7 separate regions of the Homo sapiens genome follow, and regions 1, 2, 4, 5, 6 and 7 are each linked to region 3. The links are chromatin contacts, found by Hi-C or POLR2A ChIA-PET in ENCODE. All regions are on one chromosome and are shown on one strand. Each heading gives the region's core, a stretch centred on a gene start or an enhancer-like site at or near the end of the contact. The rest is flanking DNA. Distances are from core to core; before and after follow the strand shown. Region 1 holds the start of ZNF492 (zinc finger protein 492). Region 2 holds the start of ZNF737 (zinc finger protein 737). Region 3 holds the start of LINC02987 (long intergenic non-protein coding RNA 2987). Region 4 holds the start of ZNF599 (zinc finger protein 599). Region 5 overlaps WDR88 (WD repeat domain 88). Region 6 holds the start of ZNF66 (zinc finger protein 66). Region 7 holds the start of ZNF257 (zinc finger protein 257).

The links. Hi-C counts contacts between places; a loop is a spot of excess contacts on that map. ChIA-PET counts read pairs that join two places held with the same protein, here RNA polymerase II (POLR2A). Pooled maps may share reads with other maps.
Region 1: a map of CD8-positive, alpha-beta T cell shows a loop between it and region 3 (6-fold over the local background). The contact joins the promoter of ZNF492 here to the promoter of LINC02987 in region 3. A Hi-C loop is called at or near these places in 2 of 168 maps with a recorded cell type or tissue (CD8-positive, alpha-beta T cell and naive thymus-derived CD4-positive, alpha-beta T cell) and 4 of 50 pooled maps.
Region 2: a loop to region 3 is called in a pooled map, with 31 times the contacts of the local background. The contact joins the promoter of ZNF737 here to the promoter of LINC02987 in region 3. A Hi-C loop is called at or near these places in 6 of 50 pooled maps. POLR2A ChIA-PET finds 5 or more read pairs at or near these places in 2 of 52 experiments (CD4-positive, alpha-beta T cell and naive thymus-derived CD8-positive, alpha-beta T cell).
Region 4: a map of ascending aorta shows a loop between it and region 3 (14-fold over the local background). The contact joins the promoter of ZNF599 here to the promoter of LINC02987 in region 3. A Hi-C loop is called at or near these places in 2 of 168 maps with a recorded cell type or tissue (ascending aorta and naive thymus-derived CD4-positive, alpha-beta T cell) and 8 of 50 pooled maps.
Region 5: a pooled map shows a loop between it and region 3 (5-fold over the local background). The contact joins the enhancer-like site here to the promoter of LINC02987 in region 3. A Hi-C loop is called at or near these places in 1 of 37 single-sample maps with no recorded cell type and 9 of 50 pooled maps. POLR2A ChIA-PET finds 5 or more read pairs at or near these places in 1 of 52 experiments (CD4-positive, alpha-beta T cell).
Region 6: a map of CD8-positive, alpha-beta T cell shows a loop between it and region 3 (9-fold over the local background). The contact joins the promoter of ZNF66 here to the promoter of LINC02987 in region 3. A Hi-C loop is called at or near these places in 2 of 168 maps with a recorded cell type or tissue (CD8-positive, alpha-beta T cell and naive thymus-derived CD4-positive, alpha-beta T cell) and 8 of 50 pooled maps.
Region 7: a map of CD4-positive, alpha-beta T cell shows a loop between it and region 3 (7-fold over the local background). The contact joins the promoter of ZNF257 here to the promoter of LINC02987 in region 3. A Hi-C loop is called at or near these places in 2 of 168 maps with a recorded cell type or tissue (CD4-positive, alpha-beta T cell and naive thymus-derived CD4-positive, alpha-beta T cell) and 6 of 50 pooled maps. POLR2A ChIA-PET finds 5 or more read pairs at or near these places in 3 of 52 experiments (CD4-positive, alpha-beta T cell, CD8-positive, alpha-beta memory T cell and PC-9).

Annotation. Positions count from the first base shown.
Region 1 is chr19:22,632,006-22,636,182 of GRCh38, forward strand. It overlaps ZNF492 (zinc finger protein 492), which reads left to right and starts at 2,319. Exons shown (of 4, transcript NM_020855.3): 1 at 2,319-2,469.
Region 2 is chr19:20,563,247-20,567,097 of GRCh38, forward strand. ZNF737 (zinc finger protein 737) reads right to left here and starts at 2,535. Exons shown (of 4, transcript NM_001159293.2): 1 at 2,392-2,535. The coding sequence starts at 2,394. The region is part of intron 2 of LOC105372316 (a long non-coding RNA gene); the gene reads left to right. RefSeq lists enhancers at 1,968-2,127, 2,338-2,387.
Region 3 is chr19:27,791,269-27,794,983 of GRCh38, forward strand. LINC02987 (long intergenic non-protein coding RNA 2987) reads left to right here and starts at 2,163. Exons shown (of 7, transcript NR_146733.1): 1 at 2,163-2,341. LINC00662 (long intergenic non-protein coding RNA 662) reads right to left here and starts at 2,672. Exons shown (of 3, transcript NR_027301.1): 1 at 2,264-2,672; 2 at 1,732-1,964; 3 at 1-633. RefSeq lists an enhancer at 2,405-2,884.
Region 4 is chr19:34,771,263-34,775,391 of GRCh38, forward strand. ZNF599 (zinc finger protein 599) reads right to left here and starts at 1,953. Exons shown (of 4, transcript NM_001007248.3): 1 at 1,562-1,953. The coding sequence starts at 1,579. LOC124904696 (a long non-coding RNA gene) reads left to right here and starts at 2,085. Exons shown (of 2, transcript XR_007067234.1): 1 at 2,085-2,432; 2 at 3,005-3,427. RefSeq lists a silencer at 1,604-1,663 and an enhancer at 1,774-1,883.
Region 5 is chr19:33,158,201-33,161,885 of GRCh38, forward strand. WDR88 (WD repeat domain 88) reads left to right here. Exons shown (of 11, transcript NM_173479.4): 8 at 2,214-2,296. It overlaps LOC124904691 (a long non-coding RNA gene), which reads right to left. Exons shown (of 2, transcript XR_007067228.1): 2 at 1,571-2,455. Among named protein-coding and RNA genes, the nearest start is that of TRT-AGT1-3, 17 kb to the right of the region's middle. RefSeq lists enhancers at 2,303-2,712, 3,056-3,225 and a cis regulatory region at 3,141. Within about 2 kb of position 2,436, at least 4 of the 41 ENCODE cell types and tissues checked have a DNase peak (open chromatin) inside an H3K27ac peak, as active enhancers do; they include CD4-positive, alpha-beta T cell, where a contact is called at or near this core.
Region 6 is chr19:20,774,447-20,778,168 of GRCh38, forward strand. It overlaps ZNF66 (zinc finger protein 66), which reads left to right and starts at 1,858. Exons shown (of 4, transcript NM_001355197.2): 1 at 1,858-2,004. The coding sequence starts at 2,002.
Region 7 is chr19:22,051,025-22,054,761 of GRCh38, forward strand. It overlaps ZNF257 (zinc finger protein 257), which reads left to right and starts at 1,460. Exons shown (of 4, transcript NM_033468.4): 1 at 1,460-1,611. The coding sequence starts at 1,609.

The sequences.
Region 1 (4,177 bases), core at 1,069-3,568, 5.2 Mb before region 3:
GCTCACCGCAACCTCCGCCTCCCATGTTCAAGCGATTCTCCTTGCCTCAGCCTCCCAAGTACCTGGGATTACAGGCATGCACCACCACGCCTGACTAATTTTGTATTTTTAGCGGAGACAGGGTTTCTCCATGTTAGTCAGGGTGGTCTCGAACTCCCGACTTCAGGTGATCTGCCTGCCTCGGCCTCCCAAAGTGCTGGGATTACAGGCATGAGCCATCGCGCCTGGCCCATAGTACATATTTGAACAAAATGCTAACTTAGTATCTCAGAATAATGGCAACATTTTTTTGTTTGTTTTATGGTGGAACACACACACTCAGGGCATAATTATACAGCTTCTAATATTCCAAAAAGAGTATTCAAGCCCTTTTTGTTTGTTTGTTTGAGACAGAATCTCGCTCTGCTCTGTCGCCCAGGCTGGAGTGCAGTGGCACGATCTTGGCTCACTGCAACCTCCACCTCCCGGGTTCAAGCGATTCTCCTGCCTCAGCTTCCCGAGCAGCTGGGACTACAGGCACGTGCCACCATGCCCGGCTAACTTTTTTTGTATTTTTAGTAGAGACGGGGGTTCATCGTGTTAGGCAGGATGGTCTCAATCTCCTGATCTCATGATCCGCCTGCCTTGGCCTCCCAAAGTGCTGGGATTACAGGCGTTAGGCACCGTGCCCAGCCAAGCCTTAACTCCTGAATGAGACCATACGTCTTTTTATTTTAGCCCCAATTCGGTACATGGCATGTTTTTAATTTTAGGGGAATGCAACCTTTATTCTAGAAAATTTTTCCCTCACAGTAACGATCACCAATGTCAGGGCACCTACATTGGCCAATGTCAGGGCCTTGTGTGCACTCAGTATATATACAACTGGGTTGGTTCAGGAACAAAACCAATAGCGACGTTGGTTGTGCATAGAACAATAATTTGGTAATATTGGTAAGACAAAGCCATGACTTAGCGGCAAACATTTTTTCATTCATTTGAGAAAAAATTTGCAACTAGTCACCTAAAAGTACTGGTTTACAGCACTGGCATTTGACCTTGGCTGCGCTCTGTCATCACCTAGAGATATTTACACTATTGCCCAGGTTCCATTGCAGGAATTCTGATTTAATTGGTATGTGGCAACTTGTGTTTGGGGGATTTTAAAAGACCTCCGAAGTGATTTTTACATGCAGACTCGGGTGAAAACAATTGGTTCAGGGTGAGGGATGTATTCACTGTGTGTGATTTCCAGGTGTGCTTCTGGAGCTTTGCCCCATGGCTGCTTCTGACTTTGAAATCTTCAACAGCAGCTCTGCCATTGTAAAAATCAAAATGCAGGCCAGGCAGGGTGGCTCACACCTATAATCTCAGCACTTTGGGAGGCCGAGGCGAGTGGATCACCTGAGGTTAGGAGTTTGAGACCAGCCTGGCAAACATGGCAAAACCCCATCTCTACTAAAAATTGAAAAATCAGCTGGGCATGGTGGTGCACGCCTGTATTCTCAGCTACTGGAGAGGCTGAGACACCAGAATCTCTTGAAGCCAGGAGGCTGAGGTTGCAGTGAGCCGAGATCACACCACTGCATTTCAGCGTGGGAAACAAAGTGAGACCATGTCTTAAAAAAAAAAAAAAATCAAAAGACAACTTCAAGATGTACTCAAATATTTTGCTAAATTGCAGCAGAATGAAATGTCTTCCGGCTGGGGTCGGTGGCTCACGCCTGTAATCCCAGCACTTTAGGAAGCTAAGGAGGATGGATCACCTGAGGTCAGGAGTTCAAGACCAGCCTGGGCAAGATGGCGAAACCCCGCTTCTACTAAAAATACAAAAAAATTAGCCGGGCGCGGTGGCAGGCGCCTGTAATCCCAGCTACTCGGGAGGCTGGGGCAGGAGAATCGCTTGAACCCGGGGGCGGAGGTCGCAGCGAGCTGAGATCGCGCCACTGCGCTCCAGCCTGGGCGACAGAGTGAGACTCTGTCTCACACACAAAAAAGCCTAAATTTAAAAATAATTATTCTATTCTTTTCATGTGTGAGCAGCCATATAGTATATTATTTACAAATATATGAGACCTTACACACAACGTTAAAGGCAAACACCTTCTGCGGTGTGCTTGGCTCAGCTCAGGCAGGAAGCCCTGCCTGAAAAGGCTGCACCTTCGGCTGTCACTCTGTCCTCATTCGGCCCAGCGTTTGGTTACATCTTCTGTCACTCAGGGCCTGAGGGCGGGGGGGGGGGGGGTCTTAAACGTTATCCATTCAGCGACGCTGGCCTGGGAACTGTCCAATCAGGCACGCAGCTGGAGCGGAAAGGGCGGCTTCCGGGATGTGGCGGGGTCTTTGTCTCTCGCTGCAGTCGGAGTATGGTCTAGTGTTCGCTGTTCTGCGTCCTCTGGTCCTAGAGGCCCATCCTCTGTGGCCCTGTGACCTGCAGGTATTGGGAGATCCACAGCTAAGACGCTAGGACCCCCTGGAAGCCTAGAAACGGTGAGAGTGCCGGGTCCGACATCCCGAGAGAGGGGAAGGGGCTGGTTGGAACCGGTGGCAAGAGGCTGTGGCGGGACTCAGGCCTCCCCGCAGTCGGCTCCACAATCTGCGCCCCAAGTTCGCCTTGCCCAGCCCAGCCTCAGTCCCCTTCAGCCATCAGATTGGCGGCTGCGCTGGCAGCCGGACCCCCGGGCGTCCTGTCTCTTCCCTGCGCAGTGACGGTGCCCTGGCCTGGAGCCCTCTCTGGGCAGCTCTGCACCCGCAGCGTCGTGTCTCTCCCAGATTGTGCAGGGACCACGGGAGGGTGGTCAGGGGAGAATCCTGACTCGGGGTGCGGGTTCACGAATGGGAAGAGCTTTGGTTTGGTTTATGGGGTTCCTAGTTCCTCTTTTCTTCTATTAAAAATTTATGGGAGTTATCGCGAAAATACTTAAAAATTTAAGCAAGGAGTGGTTCAAAAGTTATAGAGCACCCAGCTGTGGGTTGTAGTTTGTGGTCGGTCCATGGGAGGATCTTGAAGGAAAGATGCAGATGAAAATACCCAAATTCAATAATCGGTTAGGTATATTTACGTAGTTTCTTAATTTTCACCTTGAGCCTACAAATTTCCTGGTTGTGTAATCAGAGCTTACTTGGCAGTTTATCGTTAGTTAAGCCTGAATTTTGTTTCCCCCAATGTAGTAATTTCTAAAAAAAAAAAAATGCATTTGAGTTTGATTTTTTAAAATTAGGAATCCAAAGATTAGAGCCACCTCAGTCTATTTGCCGCCACATGGGGCTGATTTTCCCTGGCATTTTTCACATAGGTCCCAAGCAGGTTCTCAAGTCAACCCCCCACACCCCATTTCTCCAGCTTAACTCTGGCTTGCAGTAAAATACTGAATTTTCAGTTCCTTCTGAAAATCTCAAATGCCAACTTCTTTTCCCTAATTTACATTATTATTTGTCCTTTAGTGTACATTTTTCATACTGTATTTTAATTAATCATTTTTTGACAAAGCATTAGATGGCATATTTAAAAAGATATGTTTTCTGTTTGTAAATATTTCCCATGAGAAGAAAGCAAGGAATATCCCGATAGTGAATTGTAAAAAATCTCTGTGCCTCTTTTTCTTTTGTCTTCCCTAGGCATAAAGATCTTATGAGAATGTTTTAGTGTCAAGATGTTTTTATTTTGCAAACGTTATGGGGTGATTTGTGCTTAGCAACCCTGTCGTTTATTCTTGGTCCTGGCTTTCAGTACTGTCTCTGAATAAACCAAGATAACCGCTATGGCGATGTCTGCTAGAGTATCTAGTGAATATCAGCTCCTAAAGTCATTTTCTTTCGTAGGACAACCTGAGATATGGAGTGTAGCCTCTCAAGTGGATACCCTGGGGAAAAGATGAATCTCTTTTAACTTTTATTTTTGGTTCAGGGGTACACATGCAGGTTTGTTATACAGCTAAAATTGTGTCATGGGGGTTTGGTGTGCAGATTATTTTGTCACTGAGGTACTAAGCATAGCACCAAACAGGTACTTTTTCTGATCCTCTTTGTCCTCCCATTCTCCAACCTCAACTAGGCCTCACTGTCTGTTGTTCCCTCTTTGTGTTTACGTGTTCTTATTATTCAGCTCTTACTTAAATATTTTTTTTTTTTTGAGATGGAGTTTCGCTCTTGTTGCCCAGGCTGGAGTGCAATGGCGCGATCTCGGCTCACGGCAACC
Region 2 (3,851 bases), core at 1,285-3,784, 7.2 Mb before region 3:
AAGCCTCCTTCTATGGCTGGGGTGAGCAGGCTGGGACATGTGCAGGGGAGGCTCCCCAGAAAAAAACTGAGTCTTTAGTAACATCCTGTTGCAGGCTTAATATCAGCCTTAGCTTGGAGTCACTAGGTTCAAGCTTTGATTTCCATGTCAGAGTTATTCACTTGGTTTTTGAAACTAAGTGTTAGAAAAATCCAGGGAAATTACTCAAACACAGTGTTTACATAAGAAGGAAGTGCTTACTTTTTTTTTTTTTTTTTTTGAGACGGAGTCACCCTGTGGCCCAGGCTGGAGTTCAATGGCATGATCTTGGCTCACTGCAACCTCTGCCTCCCCGGTTCAAGACCTTCTTGTGCCTCAGCCTCCCATGTTGTTGGGAATACAGGCGTATGCCACCACACCCGGCTAATTTTTGTATTTTTAGTAGAGATGGGGTTTCATCATGTTGGGCAGGCTGGTCTCAAACTCCTGACCTCAAGTGATCCACTCACCTCGGCCTCCCAAAGTGCTGAGATGACAGGCGTGAGCCACTGCACCTGGCTAAGGTGCTTGCATGTGATACCTCCATAAGAAAAGTAAATATATCTACTTCTTTCAGAAAATATATGTATTATTTTATTATTTATCTTAAAAATAAGTAGGCCTGGTGCGGCAAATCATGCTTGTAATCCCAGCACTTTGGAGGGCCGAGGCAGGTAGATCACGATGTCAGAAGATCACGACCATTTTGGCCAACATGTTGAAACCCCCTCTCTACTTAAAATACAAAAGAATTAGCTGGGTGTGGTGGCACGTGCCTGTAATCCCAGCTACTCAGGAGGCTGAGGCAGGAGAATTGCTTGAACCCAGGAGGTGGAGGCTGCAGTAAGCCGAGATCACGCCACTGCACTCCAACCTGTTGACAGAGCGAGACTCTGTTTCAAAAAAAAAGTAAATAAATAAAATAATGTAGTAAAAAATTAGTCATATGGGAACACTTCTAGAAGGTACCATGTTTCATCACATATAATTTAGCATTTAACTCAGAACTCAACAGGATATAGAACTGAGATATTCACTGTCACAAATTTCCCCTGCAAAAAGAGGAACTAATGTGTTGACGAATCTATGTAACTCATCAATTATCTACCACATTTTCCTGTGGAAATATATTCATTGTCTACAGCCAAAATGGAAGAGAGATTTTCCCTATTTTTTTCCTTGGTAACTAGCATTCCTGGCTAACATACTGAAACTCCATCTCTACTAAAAATACAAAAATTAGCTGGGCGTGGTGTCGCGTGCCCATAGCCCCAACTACTCCAGAGGCTGAAGCAGAAGAATGCTTGAACCTGAGAGGCGGAGGTTGCAGTGAGCCGAGATCTGACACTGCACTCCAGCTCTGGCGACAGAGCGAGACTCCGTCTCAAAAAAAAAAAAATAAAAATAATAAATTGAGGAACATGGGGTACACTTGAGGCCTTGCTTGAGACACATGTGGAAAATGCCAGGGAAAATCAGTCCGCTGTGGCGTGTGAAAATAATTAAGTGGCAGGCAATTAGACTGAAGAAGCTCTAGTCCCTGGATTTCTACCTCAAAAAAAAAAAAATCTAAGCTCATGTGCATTTTTTGGGAAATTACTACATTAGGGGAAACAAAATTCAGGCTTAAGCAACTATAAACTGCCAATTAAACTGTAATTACATAACCAGGAATTTTTTTTTTTTTTTTGAGACGGAGTCTCACTGTCGCGCAGGCTGGAGTGCAGTGGCAAGATCTCAGCTCACTGCAACATCCACCTCCGGAGTTCAAGCGATTCTCTCACTTCTGCCTCCCGAGAAGCTGTGATTACAGACATCTGTCATCACACCCAGCTAATTTTTGCATTTTTAGTAGACATGGGGTTTCCCCATTTGGGCCAGGCTTATCTTGAAGTCCTGACCTCAAGTTATCCGCCTGCCTCGGCCTCCCAAAGTGCTGGGATTACAGGCGTGAACGACTGCGCCCGGCCCCATAAATTTTGAATAGCAGAAAACAGAAACTGTGAACTCCACGGACCAAAGCTCTTCCCATTCATGAACCTGCACCCCGAGTCAGGATTCTCCCCTGACGACCCTCTGGTGGTCCCTGCACATTCTGGGAGAGACGGGAGGCTGCGGTTGCAGAGCTGCCCACGGAGCGCTCCAGGCCAGAGCAGTCACTACGCAGGGAAGACACAGGACGCCAGGGGGCCCGGCTGTCAGCGTAGCCGCCAAATTATGGCTGAACGGGACTGAGGCCGAGCTGGGCAAGGAGAACTCAGGGTGCAGATTGTGGAGCTGACTGCGCAGAGGCCTGAGTCCCGCCACAGCCACTTCCCACCGGTTCCAACCAGCCTATCCCCCTCTCTCGGGATGTCGGACCGGCACTCTCACCATTTCTAGGCTTCCAGGGGCTCCCGGGCGTCTTAGCTGTGGATCTCCCAATACCTGCAGGACACAGGGCCACAGAGGCTGGGCCTCTAGGAGCAGAGGACACACAGCAGTGAAGACAAGACCTGGAGCTCCGGCTGCAGAGACAAAGGCCCCGCAAAACCCGGAAGCCTTCCGCTTCACTCTGGCTGCGTGCCTGATTGGACGGCTTCCAGCCCAGCGTCCCTGATTGGATAATGCTTAAATCCCCGCCCCCTCAGGCCCTGAGTGACAGAAGATATGATCAGATGCTGGGTTAAGTGAACAAAGAGTGCCAGCCTAAGCAGCTGGCTTTTCAAACAGTGCTTCCTCCCTGAGCTGAGCCAGGCCCACCCCAGAGCATGGGAATATTTTATCTCTTGTTTACTCTCTTTCTTGTTGAATGTATTAAAAAGGTGAACAGAAGTATTTTGCTGTCATTAATAATACATAAAATTTTTGTTCAACAGAAAATCAACTTTTACTTTGGTAATGGTAAAATCTATTAAAGCTAATTTTAATAAAACCTTATAAATAAATCAAATTTGTCATTTTTGAGCACTCCAGATTTACATATATATTTTGTAATATCTCGTAATTTTAAAAAACTATTTATATTTTATTTTTGTCCACATTCTTTTTATTTTTTCAATTTGAAACAATCTTTAATTTCCAACAGCTATAGGAGATAGAAATCATTTAGAGGCAGGCACGGATAGTTCACGCTGGTAATTCCAACACTTTGGGAGGCCAAGGTGAGCAGATCACTTGAGGTCAGGAGTTCAAGACAAGCCTAGCCAACATGGTGAAACCCCATCTCTAATAATAACTAATAAATAATAATAATAACTAATAATATAAAAAGTTACCTGGGTGTGGGGGTGCACATCTGTAGTCCCAGCTACACCGGAGGCTGAGGCAGGAGAATCACTTGAAGCCAGGAGGCGGAGGTTGTGTAACAGCCCAAGGGGTTTATTTTACCCTTTGCCTAGACAGAGCCGATTCATCAAGACAGGGGAATTTGTGGAGGAAAAGTCACATATTAAATCTGAACTCAATTGAATGTGGACACAAACAATTGTCACCAAGTCCCAGAACAGGTTGTGTGAGCCCCTGAGGTGTTCATCCAGCGCTGTATTGAAGAAATCTCTATTTCAATCTATTCCTATATATTAGTTGTTGAAAAACAATAGACAATCACAAAAAAAGGTTGACCTTTTTGTGTTCCTTGAGGCAAGTCGTGAAGGGCTCTCATCACTGGGCCTTATGCCAAACAACTCGTTACAAAAGAGCTAAGGTCCCAGACCGCCCTGAAGCTTCATAAGACCTCTCCTTGTCTGTGTACGATGGACGGGTGGCTGACTCTAGAGCTGTGGCTGTTGCCTCCCTCTCTGGTGGTGAATCCCCCATAGTCTGGTGAGGGAAAATATATATATATATATATA
Region 3 (3,715 bases), core at 913-3,412:
ATTCCAAAGCTTAATACAAAGTTCCAAAATAGTGTGGTACTGGCAAAGAGACACACATATGGACACTGGAACAGTATAAAGCAGCATATGGTCAAATAATTTTTGATGGGGATACAAAGACCGTTCAATGGGCAAAGGACTGTCTTTATAACAATTGGTGCTGGGAAAAAATGGATATCCACAAGCAAAAGGATGAAGTTGAACATTTACCCTACACCATAAACAAATAAAAATGCATCAAAGACCTAAAGGTAAGAACTTAAAGTATAAAATTTTTGAATAAAATATAAGTAGAAAACATCATGACAATATCACAAATATAATGACACATTTAAAAAAGTAGATGTGGCCAGGCATGGTGGCTCACGCCTGTAATCCCAGCACTTTGGGAGGAGGAGGCAGCCGGATAACGAGGTCAAGAGATTGAGACCATCCTGGTCAACATGGTGAAACCCCGTCTCTACTAAAAATACAAAAATCAGCTGGGCGTGGTGGCGCATGCCTGTAGTCCCAGATACTTGGGAGGCTGAGGCATAAGAATCGCTTGAACCCAGGAGGTGGAGGTTGCAGTGAGCCGAGACAGGCCACGGCACTGTACAGCCTGGTGACAGAGCGAGACTCTGTCTCAAATAACTAAAAAAGAAAAAAAGAAAAAGTAGGTGTAAAACTATCCATAGTAGATACTCTCATTTACATAAAATCCAGTAAGAAAACAAAACTGAAGTTCTGGCTTCCGGTAATACTGGAGTAGCTTGCTAAACTAACACTCTCACAGATAACAATGATACAATCTGGATAAAATATTATATATAGTTACATAGAAACATTCATCTATATACAATACATACATACGTGTGTGTGACTGAATGAGAATTTCAACCTTTCCCACCGTAGGGAAGATAATTATTCTGTTTGAATTCAGCCACATTTACCCCCTCTTCAAATAATAACAATGCTCTTCCAAAGAATACAACAGAATTTAGTCTCTATAACTAATATTTATAATTTCTATTACACAATATTAAAATTCATAAAATGTGTGAAGAAATGTAACATGCAAACTATACACAAGATAAAAAGCAGGCAGCAGAAGCTATTTCTAAGATGTCCGAGATGATGTAATCAGCAGACAAGTATTTCAGGGCAGCTATTATAAGTACGTTCATGGGGGTAAAGGAAAATATTCTCATAATGAATTAACTCATGTAGAGTCTCAGCAGAGACATGGAAATTATAAAAAGAGTAAAATAGAAGACAATAAAATAATAAAATAAAAAGAACTTTTAGTTTACAGAGTAGAAACAGAAGACAGCAATATAAACCATCCAATCTGAAGACTGAAACAAGTTTAAAGAAAATGAAAAGAGGCCTAAGAGACCTGTGAAATGATTGAGTCTGAGACAGAGAGGGAGAGACAGAAAAATTAAATATAATACAAAAACAAATAAACAATAGCTGAAAATTTAAAAACTTGGTCAAAACCGCAAATTCTTATATTCAAAAGGTGAACACACTCCAAAACAAAAACAAAAACAAATAAAACCATATCGAGGCCCTACTGTGATTTAGAAAACTGGCAGAGCAAGATTTTCCAGGGAGTTGCTATGATTTCTCATTTTCACTATTTATAATAATGGAAAATATGCACTCCTTAGTTTTCTTCTTGGAGAAAGTCTGACTTGTCAAACACAGATGACTTTTCAGTTTAGTTTTCAAGGTTTAATTTCTTACCTTGGAAATCAATTAAATTTGTTTCTTTAAAATGTCGCAGTAAAATTGCTCCTCCAGACAGATGTCCACGGAGATTCTGTCCTGCTGCGTCCGCCTTTCACAGAACTGAGGTTGTTCCTACACCAGTTTCAGAAGCGTGTAGGCACGCTTTATTACAGTGGCAGCAGCGTCCCTGTGCGAGGTCTAACCCAGGTGTGGGCCCTGCAGCCAGCCCGGGGGTCCAATGGGTCCTCCTATGGAGCACAGGAAGAATCGTGGCAGGCCAGAGATAGACAAAAGGTGGCTTTTAAAAGGGAAGTGTCAGGTTACCAGGGACTGGGTACTTTTACACGCGGACCTTCGGCCCTGCCCATAGAAAGGGGCAGCACTGCGCATCTCTGAAGGAGTGTGGCAAAGGGTGGGGCAATAAGAAGGGTGGGGCAGAAAGGAGTGGCCCCTCAGGAGGAAGGGGCGGGGAGATCCCAGCTACTAGAGGACGCCCGTTCCAATGGCAACTCTGCCAAGGCGCCTATGAGAGCCTCTTGGCTTTTACCTGGTCTGCGAGAAATCAAACTTTGGGCACAAGTCATGAAGCCGACAAGCCCGGGAGACACAGTGTCAGAATTACAAGGTGAGATCAGCCGCCCGGCCAAGCTATCTTCTCGCTAGCAGGTGAGGCCCGTGAACAGCCAAGCTCCCCTTGGCACGGCGGAACCGCAGTGGACGCGTGGAGGGGCTCCGTAGAGGAGGGACCTTTGCTTGGGATGCGGGGAGCTGTAGTCTCTTATCTGCACCCAGCTTGTTAGTTGTACGCCTGCAGGACTACAATCTCAGCACAAAGCAGGATTGTAGGGCGGTGCGGATCCCTGGAGGGAGACAGCGCGGTGCGCTCCTGCCGGCCATGCTGGCTGGGGTGGTGTCTTAGGCGGTTCCAGCCGTTAGTCACAGGGCGGCCGGACTACAATCCCAGCATACAACGGGAGTGGAGGTGGTGACCTTGAGAGAGGGCCTGTGCTGTGCGCGCCTCGCGGGGCATGCTGGGAGCAGTAGCATCTTAGCTGCTTCCGGCCGCTGGTCGCAGGGCTGCGGGACTACAATCTTCGCATGAAATGGAAGAGAGGGTGGTGCGGATAGCTTGAGGAAGGTACGGATACCTTGAGGGAGGTATGGATACGTTGAGGGAGGTACGGATACGTTGAGGGAGGTTACGGATACGTTAAGGGAGGTACAGCAGCGGTGCGCGCCTTGCAGGGCATGCTGAGAGGAACAGTTTTTTAACTGCTTCTGGCTGTTGGTGGCAGAGCTGCGGGACTACAATCCCAGTATGCTACGGGAGTGGGGATGATGCTGGTCCCTTGAGGGGGGGGGGCAGCGCGGTGCCCTCCTGCCGGGCATGCTGGTAATAGTGTCTTAGCTGCTTCCGGCCGTTGGTCGCAGGGCTATGGGACTACAGTCTCAGCATGCGCAGGGTTCAAGGGTGTTGCGCAGCCCCGCAGGGAGGGGCAGGGCGGTGTTGACCTCTGTTTCCAAACCCATGCTGGCTACTGAATCTGTGCCACCCCTGGCTAAGGGGAGTGAGTCCATAGAGGGACTTGAAGGGCAGGTCTGGGCTGGGCAGTGAGGAGAGTATGATACTGCAAAGTGCGCCTCGCCTTTGCCAAAATCGGTCGGGTCTCAGGCTCACCCCACCTCCCGCTGCTCAGTTCCGTTTCCCTCCAGAGCATCAAGCCTCCTCCCGCCCAGGGGGCCTCCTGCTTTCCTAAGCTGCTGTGGAATCGGCCTGAGGTCCCAGACGCTGTCCATTGTGCTGCTGCTCTCTGCTTTCTCCAGCCAGAGTGCCAGTTCATCCGCTTTTGGGAGAACTCCGCCGCCTGGCCTGCCCGCGGAAAAGGTCACAGCTTTGCAGGGGGTGACATGGGCTATGGCTTCCTGGAAATGTCACCCTCACTAGCGCCTTTTAGATAGATGTGAATTTTGAGACATGAGGGAGAGTAATTATTGGTTT
Region 4 (4,129 bases), core at 703-3,202, 7.0 Mb after region 3:
TAAATAAAAAATGTAGGCTTTTATGCTCGACATACTGGATTGTTTCTGTTACTTATGAGCTATGCAACCTTGGGTAGTTAATCTGAGTCTCCGGTTCCTCTTCTGTAAAGAAAGGAAAATGAAAGAATTTTACTCTGAGAAGAAGGGCGTTAAATAAGGTAATACACAGAAACTGCCTCTCAGCACATTATCAATGCGCTCAGTGAAGACCAGCTACTATTTGTTGCTGTTAGTATTTTTCCTATTTGCTCCTGTCGCACCCTAGGAGAGCTCAATGCAGCACACATCCAGGAGCAGCCTTGCAGAGATCTGGCGACAATGTGACAGAGAAAATCGTCCAATGAGCTTGGCATGTGCAGGAGAGAAGAATGGCAGGGGGAGTGTCCTGGTGGATTGGGCAGTGACTTTGCAGCCATGGTGGGGTATGGGGTGGGGTTGGGTTAGATGAAATCTAAGTAGGATGGGAGCCCCAGAGGATAGAATCTCATTCATTAATCACTTATCGACTAAGTGGTACAGGCCCAGAACAGAATAGTTTTGGGCCTGGGGATGAAAAACAGAACAGAAGCTGACATTCTGGGGTTGGGGGACAGATCCTCAGCAATAAACAATCAAGATAAAGTCAGAAGACTCTAGAAAACAACACAAGAGTGAGAAGACCACAAAGACTGGGAGAGACTTTACATGATGCAACCAGGGAAGCTCTCTCTGAAGAGACCCTGGAACAAGGTTAGATTGAAGTTAGAGAACAGACCAGGTGAGGAAAAATGAATAGACAACTCCTGAAGGTGATCAGAGCTACGAGGAGTAAACAGTGTGACATGCTGGAGAGTAACTTGGGGCCTTATGTGCTCACACTCCAAGAGACATACATTCATGTACACTGTCATTAATGAATATTGTGCTGGATTTGCTTTTCAAATACAAGAGCATGTGTTAAACAGAAGCACGGATTCACTGCTGTTAGGCGGCAAGCCAGATTCATTTGTAATAAACAGACGGCATCTGCAAAGATAAATCCAATGAGCTTCTTGTCTTCTAGCCTCCTGCCAAAAATGCTGCTCCCGCCTCACCTCTTGCCCTCGAGGCTCTCATTCCCTCTCCCAGCTTTTGGTAGGGCCAGACTTCCGCTGGAATGATCCCCTAAAACAACAGCAGGACCTAGAGAGTCCTTCTTCAAAGACGGCACCTAGAGTGATGCTCTCCGAGCAGTGAAAGACAGGACCCACGTCACAAGCGTACCCTCTCCAGCTCCCTCCACAGAGAAAATTACTGAGACTCGCATTTTAGACCCGAGGGAATGGAGGCCGAGGGCAGCGAGGCGACAGCTCCAGGTTAGAGCCAGAGACAGGGACCTCTCCTTACAACTCCTGTCCTGGATTCAGGACCCTGGGTAGGAAGTGATTAGCCCTGCCCTCTCACCTCACCCTCTCCCGGGATCTCCATAACCTAGGGCATCAAAAGGGAGAAGCACAGAGTCCCGGCATCCGCCGTATTACAGCGGATGGGTGCATGCGGGCGGTGACCCGAGCTCGCGCGGGCTGCGGAACCCTCCACTCACCAACGCCGGCGCCGCCATGGGCCCAGGGGGCTGGGTGAGGCCGTGAGAGTCGGCGAGGAAGCCGGTCCTGCGGGCTCGGCCGACCCCGGGCTCCGGCTCTGGGCTGCGAGGGACCTCAGTCCCCGCCGTCGTGTAAAATGCACACAAGGTTCGCGGCGCCGCCTCTGCGCGCCGTGAGGACACAGGGCTGTCGCCAAGGCCCCAGGAAGGGTTTTGCAGACGCTTGTGGGGGTGGGATCGCGGCTGACATAAAAGCGTGTAAGTGGGTCCTATCCTCCTCACTGTCCGTCTCTACTCGGTCTCGAAAAGTGGCCCCTGTCTGGCGTTCTACCCAGTGTAGCGTTGGCAACCACAGCAGCCGCAACCTAACGGCGGACGAAGACTGGACGCCGGAAGTCCCGCCCACGCCGCTACGGGAACGCCCCTCTGCGCCTTCCGTCTATGGCTTGGGGTCGGCTTCCGTCCCTTGTAGCACTGCCTTCTGGGTAATGTAGTTTGACGGAATCCGGGTGGTACCTGGAGCGCACTTTCTGTTCTCGGTGAGGCGGCTTCTCAAGGCTCCCAAGAAAGGGATTGGCTTCACCTCTTCTTAAAGGAGAGGCACACAGAGTTCCGTGGAAATTATCTGAGGCAATGACCCACTCTCAAATGTCTCTACCAGGCAACTCACGCCTTGACTTTCCTCCCTGTGTATCCCTGCGCCAGCAGTTCATCTCTCTGAGCCTTGAGATGGAGATTCCTAAGGAAAATGAAGATAATTATTTAATATGATAATATTAAAATTTCCCCTATCAGTAATTTTCAGATGACATCAGCATTACCTGCGAATTTGTTACCAATGCAAGTTCTTAGTCCCCACCCACTGAATCAGGTACTCTGGGGGGTGGGACCCAGCCCTCTGCTTAACTTGTCCAGGAAAAGTGGATGCTGCAAAACATTTGAGAACCAGACTCTTTAAATTCCAGTAAATAAATGAGACAAAGCCACCTGTTTGGTGGGAAGTAACTAAGAATTGCTTAGCACTGGGCCTGGAACATACCGATAAGAACATAAGAGCTATTGCTGTCATTATTAATATTCTGTATTATTGGCAACATCATCACAATACACTGCTAGGGGAGGGTCTGAGATACTTCTTTGCAGACTCTGATATTTGTCAAAACAAATACGTTGACTGATTCAACAGGAGCCTCATGAATACTGTTTAAATTTTACATAATAATACGTTGCAGCATTTGGCGTATGCATCTTTTTAAAACGGTATATGCAGGAGGGTTTCCTAATATACAGGTAGACCTATTGCCCAAGGGATACTTTCTTACATGATTCAAAACTTAGGATCACTGAGACTAATTACCTGCAGCCCTAAGGGAAGAGTGGAGTTGACATGGTTTCTAGTTTGTGATGTAAGATGGCGTGTCACTGTTCATCTCTAATTCACAGCAACCAGGATCTGACCCCTCCCCATCTGCCCCTCCAGCCCCCAGGGAAGCCAGAACCAGGCACAAACCAGATGGCCCAGCTTATGCCCAGCAACTCAGGGTCACCAGATCTTGTCTCATCAAGACACTTTCAGCCCACCACCCAAACCTGTAGCCCACATGAAGAGGGCAATAATCCTGGACACTGTGAAAAGTAAAAGCATTACATCCAAAGAGGCATCCCCAGGATGGAGCAGAAATAAGAAAACATAATGAAGACACAATTTTGCAATCACTTCTGCCTATATTCCATGGCCTACAAACCACTCAAATAGCTCCACATGTAAGAGAAGCCAGGATGTGCTGTCCTCCAGAGCATCCAGAAAGAGATAATGGGACTGATAAGTCCTTGGCCATTTTCTAGTAAAATCTATTAATTTAGTCATCAGATTTCCATTCTATTATTTATCCTATACATTCTACACTCTCACATGCTTCTTAATGCGAGAAGCCAAAATCTGCATGCAGTCTCTGACCTCATCTGAATGTTAAGATCTCAGGGTGATATGTTATGCATCTAGTCCAGATTTTGGGTGGGGATGCAGCCAAACCATATAATATTATGGGGCCTGTTGGGAGGTGACTGGATCGTGAGGGTAGATTTCTCATGAATGATTTGATGCCATCCCCTTGGTGCTATTCTTGAGATAATGAGTTTTCTCAAGATCTGACTGTTTAAAAGTGTGTGGCATCTTCCCCTCACTCTCTCTTGCTCCTGCTCTCACCATGTGCTACACTGGCTCCCCCTTTGCCTTGCACCATGATTGGAAGCTTCCTGAGGCCTCACCAGAAATTGAGCAGATGCTAGTGCTATGCTTCCTGTACAGCCTGCAGAACTGTGAGCCAAGTAAACCTCTTTTCTTTGTAAATTACCCAGTCTGGGGTATTCCTTCGTAAATTACCCAGTCTCAGGTTTTCCTTTACAGCAAAGCAAGAACAACCTAACACATTTACCAACTTATGAATGGATAAACAAAATGTGATATATCCTTATAACAGATTATTCAGCCATAAGAAAAGACTGCAGTGCTGATATACAATACAGCATGGAGGAACACTGAAAACATGTAAGTGAAAAAATCAGCTA
Region 5 (3,685 bases), core at 1,186-3,685, 5.4 Mb after region 3:
GCCTCAGCTGGCACACATGCCACTGGGGCCTGGCTTGAGAAGCACTAGGGTGCTTCTGGGCAACTTTCCCTCTTCAGCAGCACCCCTTGTCTAAGTCCCACTGTGAGGCACCCTGCCAGCTTCTGTCCTTGGCTTTATGGGGTTCAGAATCACATGCAGTTGAGCCAAAATTGTGCCACTGCGCTCCTACACTCTAGCCTGGGTGACGGAGTGAGACTCTGTCTCAAAAAAAGAAAAAAAGAAAGAAAAAAAAAAGAATCACATGCAGTTAATCATTATTATTCCTGATTCTGTATTTGTGAAGTCACCTACTTGCTGATATTTATTTGTAAACCTAAAGTCAACATTCATGGCACTTTCAAGGTCACTCACAGATGTGAAGAGCAGCAAAAAATCTAAGTCACCTCCCAGCTGAGGTTGGACAAGGCAACACTCTGCCTTCTTGTTTCACCTCCCACGTGGTAAAATGTCCTTTTTGTGGTCTATTTAGTGCCACCATTTTTTTTTGTTGTTGTTTGTTTGTTTTGCTCCCTCTGTTGCCCAGGCTGGAGCGCAGTTGCGCGATCTTGGCTCACTGCAACCTCTGCCTCCTGGGTTCAAGCGATTCTCCTGCTTCAGCCTTCCAAGTAGCTTGGATTACAGGTGCGCACTACCATGCCTGGCTAATTTTTGTATTTTTGGTAGAGATGGGGTTTCGCCATGTTGTCCAGGCTGGTCTTGAACTCCTGTCCTCATGTGATCTGCCTGCCTCAGCCTCCCAAAGTGCTGGGATTACAGACGTGAGCCACCACACCTGGGCTTTCTTTTGCTTTTTGTTAGTGATTTTGCTGTGTAAAATGGCTCCCTTGGCCGTGTGTGGTGGCTCACAGCTTTAATTTCAGTGCTGGGGGGGTGCTGAGGCGGGAGTATTGCTTGAACCCAGGAGTTTGAGATCAGCCTGGGCAACATAGTGAGACCCCATCTCTACCAAAACAAAAAAAAAAAATTTAGCCAGGTGTGCTGGCACCTGCTTGTAGTCCCAGCTACTTGGTAACTGAAGTGGGAGGATTGCTTGAGACCAGGAGTTTGAAGCTGCTGTGAGCTGATTGCATCACTGCACTCTAGCCTGGGTGACAGAGCAAGACCTTATCTCTAAAAATAAATAAATAAATAAATAAATAAATAAATAAATAAATAAATAAATAACAAATAAAATGATCCCTAACCACAGTGCCGAAGTGCTGTTTGCCGTTCCTAAGCGCGAGAGTGCTATGATGGGGAAAATGCATGCATCCATTCAGGCATGAGTTACAGCTGTTGGTTGTGAGTTCAATGTAAACAAATCAACAGTATATATGCAATAAGGTGTCTTTAAACAGAAACACACATAAAACAAAGTTACGTACTGATCAACTGATGAGAATGTGACCAGAGCTCGCAGGAAACTGACCCTGTATTTCCCCTAGGAGCGATGGTTCAGTATTCACTAATTCAGTGTCTGCAAAAACTGCAGAGGCCCCCAACCTTTCTGGCGCCAGGGACAGGTTTCATGGAAGACAACTTTTCCACAAATGGGAGCTGTGGAGGATGGTTTCGGGATGACCCAAGTGTATTACATTTATTGTGCCCTTTATTTTTATTATTATTACATTGTAATATATAGTGAAATAATTATACAAGTCAGCATCATGTAGAATCAGTGGGAGCCCTGAGCTTGTTTTCCTGCAACTAGATGGTCCCATCTGGGGGTGATGGGAGACAGTGACAGATCATCAGGCATTAGATTCTCATAAAGAGTGCACAACCTAATCCCTCGCATCCGCAGTTCACAATAGGGTTCATGCTCCCGTGAGAATCGAATGCTGCAGCTGATCTGACAGGAGGCCGAGCTCAGGTGGTAATACGAGCGATGGGGAGTGGCTGTAAATACAGATGAAGCTTTGGCTTGCTTGCCTACCACTCACTGTCTGCTGGGTGGCCTGGTTCCCAACAGGCCATGGATTGGTACCAGTCTGTGGCCCAGGGACTGGGGACCCCTGTCATAGAACATGACTACTGTAAATGATAAGAATCAGCTGTAATTGGCTTGGGGTCGTGGAGCCACTCCAGGAAGGGGTTTCAGTGTTGTCAGAGTGAGATGAGGTGGTGCCTCGCCAAGGCATCTTCAGCTGGCTTTGGGCTCACTTGGCTTGGAAAGTTGACCCCCATCTCCACCCTTTCATTTTCTGTTGCAGGCTCTTTTCTCATTTCTGGAGGGTTTGATAGGACTGTGGCTATTTGGGATGTAGCAGAAGGCTACCGGAAGCTCTCTTTGAAGGTACATGTGGCCAGCATGAGATTGAGGATCTGAACTTCCCTCCCGAGTCCTTCCTGTGCTCAATGCTGGTTGCTGGGGACACAGCTGTGAGTGACACAGGCCTTGATGCCTCTGTGGGCTGATGAAGGACAGACAGGAAGCCAGCAAACACACCACCGACTGTGAGGAGTGAAATGGAGAAACCACAACAGGGTGACATGATGGGGACAGAGGCGGGGGACCCATCCACATTGCATGGGCAGAGCTTCCTGGAGAAGGAGGTGTTTGAGCTGAGAACAGAAAGGACTACATAAGTGGGGATCTTGAAGAAGAAGGGCAGTCCAGGCAGATGGAACAGCTGATGCAAAAACCCTGAGGTGGGAGTGTCTAAGAACAGCAGAAGTTACTGTGCAGGCCTGGGCACTGTGGCTCACTCCTGTAATCCCAGTACTTTGGGAGGCTGAGGTGGGCGGATCACCTGAGGTCAGGAGTTTGAGACCAGCCTGGCCAACATGGTGAAACCCCCGTCTCTACTAAAAATACAAAAATCAGCCGGGTGTGGTGGTGCAAACCTGTAGTCCCAGCTACTTGGGAGGCTGAGGTGGGAGGATCGCTTGAACCCGGGAGGCGGAGGTTGCACTGGGCCAAGATTGTGCCACTGCACTCCAGCCTGGGCGATAGACTGAGATTCTGTCTCTAACAAAACAAAACAAAACAAAAAACAGAAATTACCTTGAAGAGAGACGCATGCCCTAGTGAGGCATGCACAGAAAGCTTGGGGTTCCAAAATGGGGATGTCAACTGAATGCTCTGGGCTACAAGTGAGAGGATGAGAGGAGCCCCAACTCAGAGTGGCTCTATGATACGGGGATGTGTTATCCAACACAGCAAGAACCCACAATTGCCTCATGCTGTGCCCCTGTTCCCCCAAGGGGCCCCACACCCCAGGATTTCTGCATACTCCCTGGTTTCACGATCTCACTGTCACCTTTGGCTGTGAATGCGTGCATCCCTGATTCTTGGTCTTTCTGTTCCCAGGGACACAAAGTAGACATGTGTCCTTGAGCAGCCCATATTCAGGTCCCTGGGGCTGGTCTATCTGAGCTGTCTTCTCCTAGGACTTGGGGAGACAAAGCGAGTTTCCTCACAGCAAATAAACGGATTAAAATGGAATGTTAAACCTCTCTGTGCTTAAAGTCCCTCTGTCATCTAGGCACAGTGGCTCATGCCTGTAATCCCAGCACTTTGGGAGGCTGAGGCTGGAGGATCATTGGAGGTCAGGAGTTCGAGACCAGCCTGGCCAACATAGTGAAACACCATCTCTACTAAAAATACAAAAATTAGCCAGGTGTGGTCATGCCCACCTGTAGTCCCAGCTACTTGGGAGGCTGAGGCATAAGAATCTCTAGA
Region 6 (3,722 bases), core at 608-3,107, 7.0 Mb before region 3:
CCAGTCCGGAAGTCAGATTAGCATTTTCCTTTTCCAGCTTATATTTCTCTTGTAGCAACCAGCCCCTATCTTGACACATTAACTTATAAGCAGCAATCAAACACTATCCACTTTGTGAGATTCCCTCAGCATCTCCTTTGGTGACTGGAATCCCCTGCAGCACTTCACGCACAGTCAAAGGTTTAAATTGCACTAATTTAGATTCCCAATTCCCACAAAGGCCAGTTCCCCTGAACCATTCAATCACAAAGAAGGAGAACTGGGAGTGATCCCATCTCAGGATATGGGAAATCCTTGAGCCTCCAGCCCTATCCTTCTGGTCAAAAAGGGGCCCACTTTTGTTTTCAAATCCTGTTTGTGATGCCAAAAATGTTCTGTATGGGAAACGTGGGAGAGGAGAAGAAAAGACATACATACAATAACTTTAATGGTAAACAAGCTTTAACCCACATCAATATCAATGCAGACAGAATAAACTAATGATATAATAAGCAAATGATATAATAAGCAAATAAATATAATACACAGATTGATATAATAAGCAAATTGCAGTAAGAAGAGGAGATGGGAAAAGATATATATATATATTTACCCTCACTAGACTATGGAGGATTACCAACTGAGTAGGAAGAAACAGCCCAGGCTCCAGAGTCGGCCACCCATTCATGCACAGACAAGGAGTCTCATGAAGCTTCAGGGTGGTCTGGGACCCTAGCTCTTTTGTAACGAGTTGTTTGGCATAAGGCCCAGTGAGGAGGGCCATTTGGGACTTGCCTCACGGAACACAAAAGGGTCAAGTTGTTTTTGTGATTGTCTATTGTTTTTCAACAACTAATGTATAGTAATAGAATGAAATAGACATTTCTTTGATACAGCTCTGGATGAACACCTCAGGGGCTCACAACCAGGACCTGTTCTGGGACTTGGTGACCATTGTGTCCACGTTCAATTGAGTTCAAATTTAACATTTAACTTTTCCTCCATAAATTCTCCTGTCTTCATGAATTGGCTCTGTCTAGGCAAAGGGCAAAATGAACCCCTTGGGCTGTTACATAACCTCCACCTCCTGGGTTCAAGTGATTCTCCTGCCTCAGCCTCCGGAGTAGCTGGGACCACAGATGTGCACCACCATACCCAGCTAATTTTTTACATTGTGAGTAGAGATGGGGTTTCACCATGTTGGCCAGGCTAGTCTTGAACTCCTGACCTCAAGTGATCCACCCACCTTGGCCTCCCAAAGTGTTGGGATTACTGGCATGAGCTACCTGTGCCTGACCCTAAATTATTTCTATCTCTTATAGCAGTTTGAAATTACTTAAAGGTTGTTTCAAGTTGAAAAAATAAGAAGAATGTGGATAAAAATAAAATATAAATAGATAAAAAAATTACAGGGATTACAAAATATATATGTAAATCTGGAGTGGTCAAAAATGACAAATTTGATTTATTTATAAGGTTTTATTAAAATTAGCTTTAATCGTTAATACACTATTACCAAAGTAAAAGCTGATTTTCTCTTGAACAAAAATTTTATGTATTATTAATATGACAGCAAAATACTTCTGTTCACCTTTGAATACATTCAACAAGACAGAGAGTAAAAAAGAGATAAAATGTTCCCATGCTCTGGCATGGACCAGGCTCAGCTCTGGGAGGAAGCCCTGCCTGAAAAGGCTGCAGCTTAGGCTGTCACTCTTTTCTTCACTCCGCCCAGCAGCTGATCACATCTTCTGTCACTCAGTGTCTGAGGGGGCGGGACCTTAAGCATTAGCCAATCAGAGGCGCTGGGCTGGAAACCGTCCAATCAGGCACGCAGCTGGAATGAACAGGACGGCTTCCGGATTTGGCGGGGTCTTTGTCTCTCCCTGCAGCTGGAGCTCCAGGTCGTCTGTTCACTGCTCTCTGTCTTCTTCTCCTAGAGGCCCAGCCTCTGTGGCCCTGTGTCCTGCAGGTATTGGGAGATCCACAGCTAAGACGCCAGGACCCCCTGGAAGCCTAGAAATGGTGAGAGTGCCGGTCCAGCATCCCGAGAGAGGTGAAGTGTCTGTGGCGGGACTCAGGCCTCCCCTCAGTCAGCTCCACAATCTGCACCCCGAATTCTCCTTACCCAGCTCTGCCTCAGTCCCATTCAGCCATAAGATGGCGGCTACGCTGACAGCCTGGCCCCCGGGCGTCCTGTCGCTTCCCCGCGCAGTGACTGTGCCCCTGGCCTGGAGCGCTCTGTGGGCAGCTCTGCACCCGCAGTGCCGTGTCTCTCCCAGATTGTGCAGGGACCACCGGAGGGTCTTCAGGGGAGAATGCTGACTCGCGGTGCGGGTTCATGAATGGGAAGAGCTTTGGTCTGTGGGGTTCACAGTTTCTCTTTTCTGCTATTAAAATTGTATGGGGCCGGGCGCGGTCGTTCAAGCCTGTAATCCCCGCACGTTGGGAGGCCGAGGCGGGCGGATCACTTGAGGTCAGGAGTTGAAGACCAGACTGACCAAAATGGGGAAACCCCTTGTCTACTAAAAATACAAAAATTAGGTGGATATGTTGGCGAATGTCTGTAGTCCCAGCTTCTCGGGAGGCAGAAGTGAGAGAATCGCTTGAACCCGGGAGGCGGAGGTTGCAGTGAGCTGAAATCCTGCCACTGCACTCCAGCCTGGGCGACAGAGCAAGACTCTTGTCTAAAAAAAAAAAAAAAAAAAAAAAATTATGGGAGTCACTGCAAAAATATCAAACAATTTAATCAAAGAGTGATTCAAGAATTGTAGAGCACCCAGCTATAGTTTGTAGTTTGTGGTCCATGGGAGAGGCTTGAAGAAAAGACATTTATAAAATGCATGATGAGGAAAACCAAATTCAATAATTTGTTAGGTTTAGTAATGTAGTTTCTTAATTTGTACAATCAAGGTGGAAATTTCCTGGTTATGTAATTAGAGCTTAATTGGCAGTTTATAGTTGCTGAAGCCTGAATTTTGTTTCCCCTAATGTAGTAATTTGCCAAAAAATGCACTTGAGCTTAGATTTTTTTTTTTTTTTTTTTTTAGAAATAGAAATCCGGGGACTAGAGCCTCTTCAGTCTAATTGCCTGCCACTTAATTATTTTCACATCCCACAGGGGACTGACTTTCCCTGGCATTTTTCACATGTGTCCCAAGCAGGGCCTCAAGTGTCCCCCATGTTCCTCAATTAATTATTATTATTATTATTATTTTTTGAGACGGAGTCTTGCTCTGTCGCCAGGCTAGAGTGCAGTGTCAGATCTTGGCTCACTGCAACCTCCACCTCATGGGTTCAAGCGATTCTCCTGCTTCAGCCTCTCCAGTAGTTGGGACTACAGGCAAGCGCCACCACTCCCAGCTAGTTTTCATATTTTTAGTAGAGATGAGGTTTCACCATGTTTGCCAGGAATGCTAGTTACCAAGGAAAAATATAGGGAAAATCTCTCTTCCATTTTGGCTGTAGACAATGAATATATTTCCACAGGAAAATGTGGTAGATAATTGAGGAGTTACATGGATTCATCAACACATTAGTTCCTCTTTTTGCAGGGTAAATTTTTTCTATATCCTTTTATTTTGATTTCTGAGTTAAATGCTAAATTTTAAGTGATGAAACATGGTACCTTCTAGAAGTGTTCCCATATGACTAATTTTTTACTACATTATTTTATTTATTTACTTATTTTTTTGAAACAGAGTCTCACTCCGTCACCAGGTTGGAGTGCAGTGGCGTGATCT
Region 7 (3,737 bases), core at 210-2,709, 5.7 Mb before region 3:
CTGGAATGTGGCTGGGTCTACACTGTGATGTGCTGGAAAGGCAAAAAACAGACTTAGTAGCCTGTGTGCGGTGGCTCACGCCTGTAATCCCAGCACTTTGGGAGGCCGAGGCAGGTGGATCACTTGAGGTCGGGAGTTCCAGACCAGCCTGACCAACATGGAGAAACCCCGTCTCTACTAAAAATACAAAAATTAGCCGGGCATGGTGGCAGATGCCTGTAATCCCAGCTACTCAGGAGGCCGAGGCAGGAGACTCACTTGAACCCAGGAGGCAGAGAACACACTTTGTGCCATTGCACTCCAGCCTGGGCAACAAAAGCGAAACTCCATCTCAAAAAAAAATAAAAAAAAAAAAACAAAAAAAACAAAAAAAAACAGACTTAGTTCCAATGATATAGTTCTAACTATATACATGCTACATTAATAATTACACATTGCTCATATAGTAATATTTTGGATATATTGGGTTACTGAAATTGTTACAATCAGTTTGACCTATTTCTTCTTTCTTTTTAAAGTTTGGCTACTAGAAAATTTAAAATTCACATTTGGCTCACATTCTATTTCAGAAGATTGCCTCCTTTTTTTTTTTTTTTTTTTGACGGAGCTTAGTTTCGCTTTTGGTGCCCAGGCTGGAGTTCAAAGCGATCTCGGCTCACTGCAACTCCTGCCTCCCGGGTTCACCTGTCTCGGCCTCCCCAGTAGCTGGGATTACAGGCACCCGCCACCATGCCCCGCTAATTTTTGTATTTTTAGTAGAGACGGAGTTTCATCGTATTGGTCAGGCTGGTCTCCAACTCCTGACCTCAGGTGATCCGCCGGCCTCGGCCTCCCAAAGTGCTGGGATTACAGGCGTGAGCCACCGCACCCGGCCATGATTGCCTCCTTCTTAAAATCTCAGGCTGCCTGATCAAAAAACCAGAAGCCAGGAAGGTCAGGAAAGCTGAAATTTTAAAATAGTTGTTATTAGATTATTTTTGTTTGTGAATAACAATATAGTGTATTTTTTTCTTTTCTTTTTTTTTTTGAGACAGAGTCTCACTCTGTGGCCCAGGCTGGAGTGCAGTGGCGCGATCTCGGCTTACTGCAATCTCCGCCTCCTGGGTTCAAGCGATTCTCCTGCCTCAGCCTCCGGAGTAGCTGGGACTACAGGCGTGAGCCACCGCGCCCGGCCATATTATGTATTATGTATAAACGCATATGACCTTACACACAAGGTTAAATGCAAATACCTTTGGGTTGGGCCTGGCTCAGCTCAGGGAGGAAAACCTGCCTGAAAAGGCTGGAGCTTAGGCTTTCACTCTTTCTTCATTCAGCCGAGCATCTGATCACGTCTCCTGTCACTCAGGGCCTAAAGGGGCGAGGCCTTAAACGTTATCCAGTCAGGGACGCTGGGCTGGAAACCGTCCAATCAGACACGAAGCTGGAGCGGACAGGGTGGCTTCCGGGTTTGGCGGGTACTTTGTCTCTCGCTCTAGCCCGAGCTGCAGGTCTCGTCTTCCCTGGTCTGTGTCCTCTTCTCCTAGGGGCCCAGCCTCTGTGGCCCTGTGACCTGCAGGTATTGGGAGATCCCCAGCTAAGACGCCAGGTCCTCCTGGAAGCCTAGAAATGGTGAGAGTGCTGGGTCCGACATCCTGGGAGAGGGGAAGGGGGTGGTTGGAACCTGTGGGAAGTCGCTGTGGCGGGACTCAGGCCTCCTTGCAGTCAGCCCTACCATCTGCGCCCGAGTTTTCCTTGGCCAGCTCGGCCTCGGTCCCCCTCAGCCATAAGATGGCGGCTGCGCTGACAGCCGGGACCCCGGGCGTCCTGTCTCTTCCCTGCGCAGTGACTGTGCCCTGGCCTGGATCCCTCTCTCGGCAGCTCTGCACCCGCAGCGCCGAGTCTCCCCAGGTTGTGCAGGGACCACAGGAGAGTCGTCAGGGGAGAATCCTGACTCGGGGTGCGGGGTTCATGAATGGGAAGAGCTTTGGTCTGTGGGGTTCTGAGTCTCTCTTTTCTCTTATTAAAAATATACAGAAGTCACCGCAAAAATATTAAAGAATTTAATTAAAGAGTGATTCAAAAATCCGGGCGCGGTGGCACACGCCTGTAATCCCAGCACTTTGGGAGGCCGAGGCAGGCGGATCACGAGGTCAGGAGATTGAGACCATTCTGGCCAATATGGTGAAACCCCGCCTCTACTAAAAATACAAAAATTAGCGGGCGTGGTGGCATGTGCCTATAATCCCAGCTACTCAGGAGGCTGAGGCAGGAGAATCGCTTGAACCAGGAAGTCAGAGGTTGCAGTGAGCCGAGATGGCGCCACTGCACTCCAGCCTGAAGACAGAGCGAGACTCCGTCTCAAAAAAAAAAAAAAAAAAAAAAAAAAAATTGTAAAGTACCCAGCTATGGTTTGTCATTTGTCGTCCATAGCAGGGGCTTGAAGAGAAGACTTTAATAACATGAGATAAAGAAAACCAAATTCAGTAATTGGTTAGATGCAGTTACATAGTTTGTTAATTTGTACTATCAAGGTGGACATTTCCTTGTTATGTAATCAGAGGTTAAATGGTAGTGTATAGTTGGCTACGCCTCAATTTTGTTTCCCCCAATTTAGTAATTTATAAAAACATGCGTTTGAGGCCGGCGCTGTGGCTCACGCTTGTAATCCGAGCACTTTGGGAGGCCCAGGCGGGCGGATCACTTGAGGTCGGGAGTTCGAGACCAGCCTTACCAACATGGAGAAACTCCGCCTCTACTAACAATACAAAATTAGCGGGGCGTGGTAGTGCATGCCTGTAATCCCAGCTACTCCGGAGGCTGAGGCAGGAGAATCGCTTGAACCCAGGAGGTGGAGGTTGCAGTGAGCCGAGATTGTGCCATTGCACTCCAGCCTGGGCAACAAGAGTGAAACTCCATCTCAAAAAAAACAAAACAAAACAAAAACCATGCATTTGAGTTAAATTTCTTTAAAGTAGAAATCCAGGGACTAGAGCCACCTCAGTCTAGTTGCCTGCCACTTAATTATTTTCACAAGCCACAGGGGACTAATTTTCCGCTGATTTGTTTTTCTTTTTTTTTTTTTTTAAGAAGGAGTTTCACTCTGTCACCCAGGCTGGAGTGCAGGGGCGAGATTTCTGCTCATTGCAACCTCCGCCTCCCAGGTTCAAGCTATTCTCCTGTCTCATCCTCCGGAGTAGCTGGGATTACAGGCACCCACCACCACACCTGGCTAGTTATTGTATTTTTAGTAGAGATGAGGTTTCATGTGGGCTAGGCTGGTCTCGAACTCCTAACCTCAGGTGATCCGCCTGCCTTGGCCTCCCAAAGTGCTGGGATTACAGGAGTGAGCCGCGTCCGGCCTTTTCCGCTGAATTTTTTACATGTGTCCCAAGCAGAGTCTCAAGTTTTACCCTCCTCCCCCTTCATCATTTCTTCAGCCTAACTCTGGATTGCAAAAATAGTAAATAATAAAATACTAAATTTTCAGTTTCTTCTGACATTCCCAAATGCCAGTTTTCCCTAATTCACATTATCAATTATTCATCCTTTAGTTTACATTTTTTATACCATATTTTAATCATTTTTTGACAAAGCATTGGATGGCACTTTAAAAAGATTTGTTTTCTGTTTGTAAATACTTTCCATGGGAAGAAAGCAAAGTATAATTCCCTGACACTGTAGTGTAAAAAAAATTTTGTTCCTCTTTGCTTTTATCTTGTATAGGCACAGAGATCTTATCAGAATGTTTTTGGGTC